Regions from separate parts of the Homo sapiens genome. Here region 1 is linked to region 2. A link is an interaction called in ENCODE POLR2A ChIA-PET data of the cell type or tissue named here. Cell type or tissue: GM12878. All regions are shown on one strand. Links, peaks and the distances in the headings refer to the core of each region. The heading gives the core; the rest is flanking DNA. Region 1 overlaps SEZ6L (seizure related 6 homolog like). Region 2 overlaps MIATNB (MIAT neighbor).

Evidence for each region. Peaks named below come from ENCODE experiments on the same cell type or tissue, not always from the same donor. Only the 100,000 strongest peaks of a DNase experiment are listed, where the experiment ranks them.
Region 1: POLR2A ChIA-PET joins it to region 2 with 8 read pairs; 1 of 35 experiments calls an interaction of 5 or more read pairs at or near these places.

Annotation. Positions count from the first base shown.
Region 1 is chr22:26,364,011-26,369,389 of GRCh38, forward strand. It overlaps SEZ6L (seizure related 6 homolog like), which reads left to right. Exons shown (of 17, transcript NM_021115.5): 13 at 1,362-1,556. Among named protein-coding and RNA genes, the nearest start is that of ASPHD2, 63 kb to the right of the region's middle. RefSeq lists a silencer at 3,751-3,870. In GM12878, for the core only: CTCF peaks have their summits at 615 (motif pointing right) and 3,834 (motif pointing left); a DNase peak (open chromatin) is centred at 611.
Region 2 is chr22:26,706,592-26,711,970 of GRCh38, forward strand. All of the region lies in intron 1 of MIATNB (MIAT neighbor), which reads left to right. Among named protein-coding and RNA genes, the nearest start is that of MIATNB, 36 kb to the left of the region's middle. RefSeq lists enhancers at 2,182-2,231, 2,252-2,351. In GM12878, for the core only: no CTCF peak of the experiment used is centred there; DNase peaks (open chromatin) are centred at 1,220, 2,220 and 5,010; H3K27ac peaks cover 5,000 bases.

The DNA of each region.
Region 1 (5,379 bases), core at 92-5,091, 340 kb before region 2:
GTTGTTTAACGCATATAGAGTTTAAGATTTGCAAGATGAAAAGAGTTCTGGACATAAGTTGCCCAACAATGTAAAAGTACACTAACCTACTGGACTGTACACTTAAAATGGTTAAGATGGTTAGTTTTATGTTATGTAGATTTTACTACAATTTAAAATTTTTTAAATAATAAAGTTTAGAATGTTTTAGGATTTGTAGTCCTGTGTGTGAAGCAATTTGCTGGCTGTCCATTCCATCCAGGTGCTGAAAAAGGACTAGATCTCACATGCGGCCTGGAATGGGTTAAACCTGCAGGTTCAACTCTCCAGTAAATACTGTGATCCTAACACCTTGGGAGGCTGTGGCAGGAGAATTGCTTGAGCCCAGGAGTTTGAGACCAGCTTGGGATGCATGGCAAGACCCTGTCTCTACTTTAAAAAAAAAAAAAAAAAAAAAGCCGAGTGTGGCGGGACACGCCTATAGTCCCAGCTACTCAGAAGGCTTAAGCAGGGGAATTGCTTGACCCTGGGAGGTTAAGGCTGCAGTGAGCCGTGCTGCACCACTGCACTCCAGCCTGGGTGTCTTAGGCTACCGGGTACTTTGTGTCTGCAGCTGAAGAGAGCAGTCACCAGATGGCAGTATGGGCTTATTTGTAATAGTTGAGGCCTTTTGTTGCCAGGCTCCCAGGCCCTGAGCTTCAGGCTTGCTCTGATAGGCTCATCTCCAATGAGGGAAACAGATAACTAATTCAGTACAGTACAGTGCATGCAGTGCTGGAGAAACTAAGAAGACTGACGACTCAATTCACGGTAGGAGGCATCAAGGAAGGCTTCCTGGAGAAGGAGAAATGAAGATTGAGTATTGAAAGACAAGACGTAGTCATAATGGATGCGCAGGTTAGGTGTCAGGTGAAAAGCAAGAAGAAGATTTCATAATTAAACACCACCACCGTCCATCATTTACTAAGTACGTATGACATGCCAAAAACAAAACATCTTAAGCATTTCCTTACTTACCTATTTTAGTCCTCCAAATTCCTAGGAGATAGATATTACTTTGATCGTCGTTATGCTAATGAGGAAACTAAGGATCAGAAAGGTTATGCCACTTGCTGGCGATCACACAGCTAACAAGTAACAGAACTCATATTTTAACCTTGATTCCTCAGCCAACTTCATTCTACCTTGCCTGTATGTAATCTGTGCCCAGAGGTGGAAGACAGAAAGAACAGTTTGAGAAATAGAAAACAGTCTGATGCAAGGTGGGGATGCAGAGAGAGGATGCTGGAGAGGCTGACCAAAGCTAGATCACACGGGTTCTGAGCAGGACTCCCCAAAGATTTGCATCATCTCATCAGAGCTCCTTCTGGCTTGCATTTCAGCGGAGGAGTCCCTGGCATGTGACAACCCAGGGCTGCCTGAAAATGGATACCAAATCCTGTACAAGCGACTCTACCTGCCAGGAGAGTCCCTCACCTTCATGTGCTACGAAGGCTTTGAGCTCATGGGTGAAGTGACCATCCGCTGCATCCTGGGACAGCCATCCCACTGGAACGGGCCCCTGCCCGTGTGTAAAGGTAAAGAAACCTACTCACCACACAGGGTCCACGGGGCCTGGAGATGTCAGGCTCCTGGCTCACAGGAGTTCTGAACTTGCTCTAAAAAATTGGACTAGGAGTTCGAGACCAGCCGAGGCAACATAGTGAGACCCCCATCTCTACCAAAAAAAAAAAAATTAGTCAGGCATGGCGGCACACACCTGTAGTCCCAGCTACTCGGGAGGCTGAGATGGGAGGATCACCTGAGCCTAGGAGGTCAAGGTTGCAGTGAGCCTTGATCATGCCACTGCACTCCAGCCCGGACAGAACGAGACTCTATCTCAAAAAAATTAAATTAAATTTTAAAATAATAGAGCTGAGCTGCTGTACTTCATTAAATCTAAGATGTCACCATGACTTTATGCACCACTAAAAAAGAAAAAAACATGCTGCCAATTATACTATGACACAATGTCTTCTCCTGGCTTAGCATTTTTATTTTTACTTACTAAAGGAGCTTTTGACCAGGCACAGTAGCTCACGCCTGTAATCCCAACACTTTGGGAGGCTGATGCAGGCATATCACTTGAGGTCAGGAGTTCAAGACCAGCCTGACCAACATGGTGAAACCCCATCTCTACTTAAAATACAAAAAAATTAGCTGGGCGTAGCGGTGCATGCCTGAAGTCCCAGCTACTCGGGAGGCTGAGGCAAGAGAATCACTTGAATCCAGGAGGCAGAGGTTGCAGTGAGCCGAGGTGGCTCCACTGCACTCCAGCCTGGGTGACACAGCGAGATTCTATCTAAAAAATGAAAACATAAAGGTCTTTAAGCTTTTTATCATATATCACAATTATGAAAATGTTCAAATGAAAATATAAGCAGCCCAGGTGCAGTGGCTCACACCTGTAATCCTAGCATTTTGGGAAGCTGAGGTGGGAGGATTGCTTGAGCCGGGGAGTTTGAGACCAGCCTGGGTAACATGGTGAAACTGTCTCTACAAAAACAAAATAATGATAATAATACAAAAATTAACCTGATGTGGTGACGTGTGCCTGTAGTCCCAGCTACTTGGGAGGCTAAGGTGGGAGGATCACTTGATCCCAGGAGACAGAGGTTGCAATGAGCTATGATCATGCTACTGCACTCCAGCCTGGGTGACAGAGTGAGACTCTGTCTCAAACAAACAAACAAACAAACAAACAAAATACAAGCAAAATAAACTGGTTCCAGTGTATTTAAAACTTCCCCACCTTCAAAGTCTGGCACTTTTGATTTTCTAAATTATTACTAAATTTTTTTGTAGAGACAGGGTCTTGCTATGTTGGCCAGGCTGGCCTAGAACTCCTGACCTCAAGCGATCCTCCCTCCTCTGCCTCTGAGTAGCTGGGATTGCAGGTATGAGCCACCACACCCAGCTGTAGAATCATTTTTTACTCCAAGTCTTCAACATCCTATTTTTCCACTCAATATCGCTCCTGTTGAATGTCATTGTGTACTAAAATATATATACATTTACATACATACATAGCTCCTGTCCCATTAAAGCATCAGGGATGCAGAATTCTGTAGGAACGTCCATAACGAACTAAAGTCTTTGATACAAGGGGCTTGCAGTTACATTGAGGCAGGGCTGGGACGAGTCTGAGGCAAAAGAGGTGCCTGAGGTGAAAAATGTAAGGAGGTGACCAAGCGTCCCGTAGAACAGCCTTAAAAAAAGAGTCTCCGTACACTTCTCGCCCTAGACAGCTCTCGCCTTGCCCTAGTCCCGGCCCTGTGATCCAGCCTGGTTTTTGTTGATTTGTTTGTTTGTTTTTGTTTGTTTGTTTGTTTGGAGACAGGGTCTTACTCTGTTGCACAGGCTGGAATGCAGTGGCGTGATCATTACTCACTGCAGCCTCAACCACCTGGGCTCAAGCTATCCTCCTACCTCAGCCTCGCGAGTGGCTGGGACCACAAGTGCACGCCACCACGCCCAGCTAAATTTTTTTATTTTTGTAGAGATGGGGGTCTCGCTATGTTGCCCAGGCTGGTCTCTACTCCTGGCCTCAAACGATCCTCCCACCTCGGCCTCCCAAAGTGCTGGGATTACCGCATCTGACCTCTGCCTGCTTTTGACCCCTGCTTAGAGAACCCTGCTTAATTATTTCCCACCTCTTGCACTGCCTCCTCACAACCAGTTAGTTCCCATGGGTTAGGAGTGTTCCTCCACTGCCTACAGGGTGATCTCCCAGGGCGTTACCTGGCGTTCTGCAAACCCTAATACTCTTAACGCCCCCAGTTTGTGCACACGGGGAATCGTGAGCGCCACCTGGTGGCAGCTATTATTACACATTATTGCTTTAAGCCTCGCCCCCACCTCCCAGATGGTGAAGTGAGAAAATTGCATCTTAGAATCCATTGAACACTCATCACTAAAATTAAGTTGTAACACACTAAGTAAAATTTGGATTCGTTTATCTGGACTTTTGAAGTGCACAATCAGTAATAGTAACGGAAATATGTTCAGTGTTTTAGGCCAGTGGATCTTAACCTTTATTGCTTTAGTGCCCCTTTGAGAATCAGGCAAAAGGCTCGAATTTGCCCTCCAGAAGGAACAGAAGCATGAAGTTTTATGTCTCTACTTGGGAACCCCTAACTTCAGTGGATCCCCAAATGCCTTATTCATGAACCCCAGCTCTGAGGCTTAAAACTACTTTCCCAGTTAGTTTGTCCACTCCGAGGTATATTTCCAAAAGAAGTGAAACAGGTATTTAAGCAAACCCTGTCTAAGAATGTTTATAGGAGCACTATTCACAATAGCCACGAGATGGAAACAACCCAAATGCCCACCAACTGATGAATGGATAAACAAAAGTGTGGCAGAAAAAAGGGAATATTATTCAGCCATTAAAAGGAACGAAATACTGACACATACCACAACATGGATGAACCTCAAAGCCGTTATGCTGAGTGAAGGAAGCCAGACACAAAAGGTCACATGTTTTAGGGTTCTGTTTCTAGGAAACATCTAGAATAGGTAAATCCATAGAGACAGAAAGCAGAGTCGTGGTTGTCTAGGGACTGCTTACTGAGTATGGGGCTTGTTTTGGAGATGAAGAACATGTTTTGGAACTAGGCAGAGGTCATGGTTGCGCACCATTGTGAATATGCTGAATGCCACTGAATTGTAACACTTTGAAATGGTTAATTTTATGTTATGTGAATTTTATCTACCTAAAAAAAAAAACAATTCCCCTGAATCACCTCTGTTAAGTCTTATGACCACTGTCTAAGATAGGTGAGCCATCTTACCTGTTTTACAGATGTGGAAGGAGAAGCTCAGAGAAGTTAAGTGATTTTCCCAAAGCCACACAGCTAGTACAAGACAAAGCTAGGACTTGAACCCGCATCTCATGACTGTAAATTTCCCGCCTTCAGGGCTACTAAGAAAGACCCCCAACCAGCCAGTCACCGCAGCATGGAAACCTAGGTGTGTTCACACATTCCCGAATCTAACCCAGATCTCCCAAAGCAAAATCATTGAGAGGCGGGCCTGGAATAAGCCTTTTAACAAGCTCTCAAATGCACTTTGAATGTGAGAACCATTTAAGGCCGTGATTTCCAAACATAAACGGAGTCCTGAGCCCTTTCCACGGAGATTCTGATTCACTGGGTCTAAAGCAGGACCCAGGGACCAGTTTAACTAACCACACAGGTGAATTGTATCATCAGCCAAGTATGGGAAACACTAGCATGAGGGTTGCAATTTAATCTTACCAGGTATCAAGCAGGGGCTCATCACGTGAATGACAATGACTTATATAAGCAGTTCTTTTGTTTTTTTTTTTGAGACAGATTCTCGCTCTGTCCCCCAGGCTGG
Region 2 (5,379 bases), core at 230-5,229:
CACCGTGTTAGCCAGGACGGTCTCGATCTCCTGACCTCATGATCCGCCCACCTCAGCCTCCCAAAGTGGTGGGATTACAGGCATGAGCCACAGTGCCCAACTTCCTTTTTTTTTTTTGAGACAGGGTCTCACTTTGTCACCCAGGCTGGAGTTCAGTGGCATGATCTCAGCTCACTGCAGCCTCAACCTCCCTGGCTCAAGCCATTTTCTCACCTCAGCCTCCCAAATAGCTGGGACTACAGGCACAGGCCACCATGTCTGGCTAATTTTTGTATTTTTTTGTAGAGACAGGGTTTCATCATGTTGCCCATGCTAGTCCTGAATTCCTGGGCTCAAGCAATCCTTCTGCCTTGACCTCCCAAAGTGTTGGGACTACAAGCTTGAGCCATCATGCTGGACCACTCATTTCTTTTTTTATTGCTGAATGCTATGAATATACCTCAGTTTATCTGTTCTCCTGCAAATCTGACGTATTTGTAGGTTTTGCCTATAATGAGTAAAACAGCTATGAACATTTTTGCACAAGATTTTTTGAGGATATATTTTCATTTCTTTTAGGTAAATTTCTGAGAGCAAGATTAATGGGTCATATGACAAATTTGTTTAACTTTTTAATAAACTGCTAAAAATTTTCCAAAATGGTTGTACCATTTTGTACTTCCACTCACTATAGATGAGCATTCCAGTTCCTCCTCATCCCTGCCAACGTTCGGTGGTGTCAGTTCCTTCCACTTTAGCCATTCAGCTGTGTGTATAATGGTGAGTGGGAGTTTGATGGATGGGGAAATAAGATGCCTGGAGTGTCAGACAAATCCATTGAGTGTAATACCCAAACAACATTACAGTTACTAAATATGGGTAATTTATTTGACAGTTTCAAGGAACCACAAATCCCCCCTGTGGAGGGCCAACTCTAAACTCATTTCCCACTCCATGCTGGCAGTAGACAACATGTCCCTCATGCTCATGCTCTCAGGGGTAAGCAGGTTCTTTTTTGTTTTGTATTATTTTGGCTTTAAACATTTTTTCTTTCTGCTTCTATTGGACCAGGGGAGTCAGATTATTTACAAAGTGCAGGTAATTTTATGAGAAGTCAAACTCCTTCTGTGCTGAGCCATGACATGCATGCAGAATGAAAAGTCAGCTCCAACAGTGACCAATCCTGCATTCTGATCTTTCTGCGTGACTGAGCCTGCTTTGTGAAAGCTCATTCTCTGGCTTGAAGCCATCTATTGACTCTTGTCACCAGAAGAATAAAATGCATGCTCCACAAAGCCTTGAGTGCCGACCATCATGGACCTCTCCACCTCATCTCCACATGCTTCCTCTCTATGTTCCACTTCTGCTGACTTTGTTAGGTGTCTCAAATGCTCAAGAGCTAACTCCTGTCTCAGGCCTTTGCTGTTTTTCGTTTTTTGTTTCTGGGACAGGGTGTGATTCTGTCACCCAGGCTGGAGTGCACTTGCTGTTTCTTGTGTCTGTAATGTTCTTTTTCCTGCTCTCTCTCTTTTTAATTTTATTTTTGCTATTTACTTATTTATTAGAGACAGGGTCTCACTCTGTCACGTAGGTTGGAATGCAGTGGCGAGATCACAGTTCACTGCAGCCTCAACCTCCTGGGTTCAAATGATCCTCCCACCTTAGCCTCCTGAGTAGCTGGGACCACAGGAATGTGCCACCTGGCTAATTTACATTTTTTTTTTTTTTTGGTAGAGACAGGGTCTTGTCATGTTGTCCAGGCTGGTCTCGAACTCCTGGGCTCAAGCCATCCTTCCACCTCGGTCTTCCAAATGATGGGATTACAGACATGAGTCACTGTGCCCAACCTCTTCCTACTCTTTATGGATGAATTTCTTAACCTTGGGTCTCAGCTTTTCAGCATTTTTCCATCTCATCAGAGATGATCTTTCCTAACCACCAAATTAAAATGATTTATTTAAAGAGCTAGATGTCCAGTCTTTTTATTAAAAATGTGGAATCTATTAGAGTCATAGGCCTTTCCCCCCAATCAGTCTTGAGGAAGAAGAAGAAAGTGTCAGTGACTCCTCTTCTGATTTGACTCTACCGTTCCACACCTATTTCTGTATGGATAACACAGAGATGCTCACTGCAATGATTACCAGGCAGCCCATTGTCAGGTAAGGCAATCAATCAGAATGCCATGACTCTCTTTGAACGTTAGTTTCACAGGACATGAAAATAACGTCTTAAGAATTTCTCAGGACCCCTTTGCTCACAGTGTACTTTCAGTTCCAGTTGCTTAACAATTATAGATATTCACACGCATCTCCATATGGCACTGAAAAATGAGACTGCATGTTCCTAAGAATGTTCTCAATTTCACATCTTATCAAATCGAATTCTTTGAAGCTCATTTTGTGAAGCAGGAAGATATCTGCCCCATGGTGACTACAGGAGAGAGGAACTCTCCTCTTCATCGCCTTTTGAGCCTTCCTCTGTTAATTGTGAAGCCTTTTGCATTGTTAAGGCCAGGCCCTGGAATGTCATTGTTTGATATTATCACAAAAAAGTTGGTTCCTGGAGCTCAATTTTGCTGGCAGAAATGGAGACAGGGATGAACAAAAGCATTTTTAAATGTAATAAAAAGTGAACTAAGGATCACAGGATATGAATCCTGCAAAGAACTTGTACTCTGTAATCAGTTTATTTATTTTTTTGGTTGCTTACAGCCTTCTTTGTTTTTCCCATTACATAGGGGAAATCCATGGGGTCAGGACTATGTATGTCCCTTTTAGGGCTTCTATGCCCAGCACTCAGCATCAAACTTGGCACATAATAGGTGCTTAGCAAGCATTTGTTGAATGAATGAATGGATAGCTGGATGGATGTGTGGATGAATGGGTGGGTGGCTCATTGGTATGCTTCTTAGATGAGGAGTCCATAAAAATTCTTCCCTTAGTCAGAATATTCCTTGTGTCTTCTGTGGGTGGGGAGGGGTCTGTGGTTCTTAGCAAGTTCCAATTTTTTGCCAAAGAAGGCACATTCACACACATGTAACTTCTCAGCTTCTCCAATTTTCCCGTCTCTAGCTCCCACATGACCAAGTCTACCTAGTACAGAGAAAAACATCCCCTAGCACCATGTTGGCTGATGGTGACACCTCAGGGCTCCAGTTTCTACATTCTGTGTCCCAGGATGTTGCAATCACAGCTATGCAGAATCACTTGAAAAGAATCAAGTGACCTCCCCTTTTCATAGCCGGAAGCCTGGAGTTCAAATTTACCCTAGTTTTGCTCCATTTCAAGGTGACCAAGACCCCACTGGGATGCAGACACCATCCAAGTCCCTGTCCTGTCCTGGGTGGGCCCTTTAAAAAACTCTTGGAGGAATCTGACTGCCAGAGTCCAGGCCCATTTAAGGGACAACCACAGACAAAGTGGTTTTAAACAGTATTTATTAGGGGATCCTAGGTAAAGTTGTCAGATTTAGCAAAAACAAAGGAACAAATGAAAACGAAAACCACAAGCTCAGTTAAATTTGAGTTTCAAATAAACATGGAGAATTTTTTCAGCATGAGTATATTCCAAATATTGCATAGGACATAGTCATACTAAATGCTATTCCTTGTTTATCTGAAATTCAAATTTGACTGGGTGTCATGTATTTTAACTGGCAACCCTACCTCCTCCAGCTCTCAGTAGCCACAGCAGAAAGCAAGGAGGCAGCTTTGAGGATGAAGGTCAGGGTCACAACTCCTAGTTACCTATTTTGTATTTTGAAGTTCCTCCCTTGACTTACTTTGTAAAAAGGGCTCCATTGATTTTCTTTTTTTAATTCTTGACCTAAACCTGAAAACCTCAAGTTTGACCTTCACATACAAGAAAGATGCCCCATGCAGTGGGCATTTGTCCAACTTGGGGTGTGGCTTTTCTCTCGTGTGGGTCTCAGGCTAGGTGGTAAGCAGAGAAAAGAGATCATGATGGTGAGGGGGTGGTGTTGGGCATGGTGGCTCACATCTGCAATCACAGCACTTTAGGAGGCTGAGATGGGAGGATCACTTGAGCCCAACCAGGAGTTTGAGACCAGCCTGGGCAACACAGTGAGACCCCATCTCTACAAAAAAAAAAATTATTAGCTGGGCATGGTGCTATGCACCTACAGTCTTAGCTACTAGGAAGGCTGAGGTGGGAGGATCCCTTGAGTCCAGGAGTTTGAGGCTGCAGTGAGCTATGATTAGGCCACTGCACTCCAGCATGGGTAACAGAGTGAGACCTTGTTAAAAAAAAAAAAAAAGTGAGCAAGAAACAAGCAAGCAAGCAAGCAAGAAAGAAAGAAAAAGAAAGAGAAAAAGAAAAGTTCACGGAGATCAAGTACTTGGCATTTCCAGGCACCAACACCCTGAGGCAATCACATCCAGCAGCCTCTCTGGTAAGGTGGGAATGGAAGTTTGAAGAGAGTACTGGAAGAGGAGGAGGTTGGTGCTTTCAGAGGGACTCCAAAGACACAAAGCCAGGGCCTGAGGGTCCCTGAAACTTGGGTTAGAAATACATGTTTTAGGTTGGGTTCCACCAGAAGCAGACCCTGAGACAATTACTTTAGTGCAGGTAATTTACTAGAGGAGATGATCCACAGGAGGGGAGTGGGAAGTTAGCCAGGGAAGAAAAGGACCCAATGCAGGTGTATGAATGAGCAGGTTACATGGTGGGCAATGAGCTCAGTCCTGCTGGGGACCTCTGGGAGGCTGTGTAGGGCATACCTCATACCTTTAGTTGTTTCATCCAAGACGTGAGGGAGCTGAGGTATTTATTCACCACCTCCTGTCAGCCATTGGTTGAGGGCTGGGGGGTGGGGTGAATAGTGAACTGCCCCTGACACTTTCTATATGTCCTGTATGTGAGCTGATCATATCCGGTGGCCAGAGACAGCAGACAGTCACAGGTACTTGCAATAGGAAGCTGTCAGGTCAGTGGTTGCCAAGGGGATGTGGGTGGGATACTGACAGTGCCTGCTGCAGTAGCAGCAGCAGCAATAGTGGTTACTTCTGATCAAGCACCATGTACTATGTTCTCTGCTTGGAGCTTCATGTGCAGTTGTTTAAATTCTCACTGACTCTGGGAGGGAGGGACTAGCATTCTCTTTAGTTTACAGAGAGGTGAAGTCACCTTCCTATGGTCACACAGTTAGGAAAGGAAGCATCTGTTTTGCAAACTCAAGTCGTTTTGACCCCAAAGGCCAGAATCTATCTATGCTTTGCTGAAGCTGTGATTTTTTTTTCAGACTCTCAGGGTAAAGAAGGAAATGAGAAATTGCAAGACAGAGTATTTCTTAGGCAATGGCTGAGAATGGCAACTCACCACATGCCTTTGAATAAGACGTGATTATTATTAACCCATATTCTATCAAAGAAGAAACTGAGGC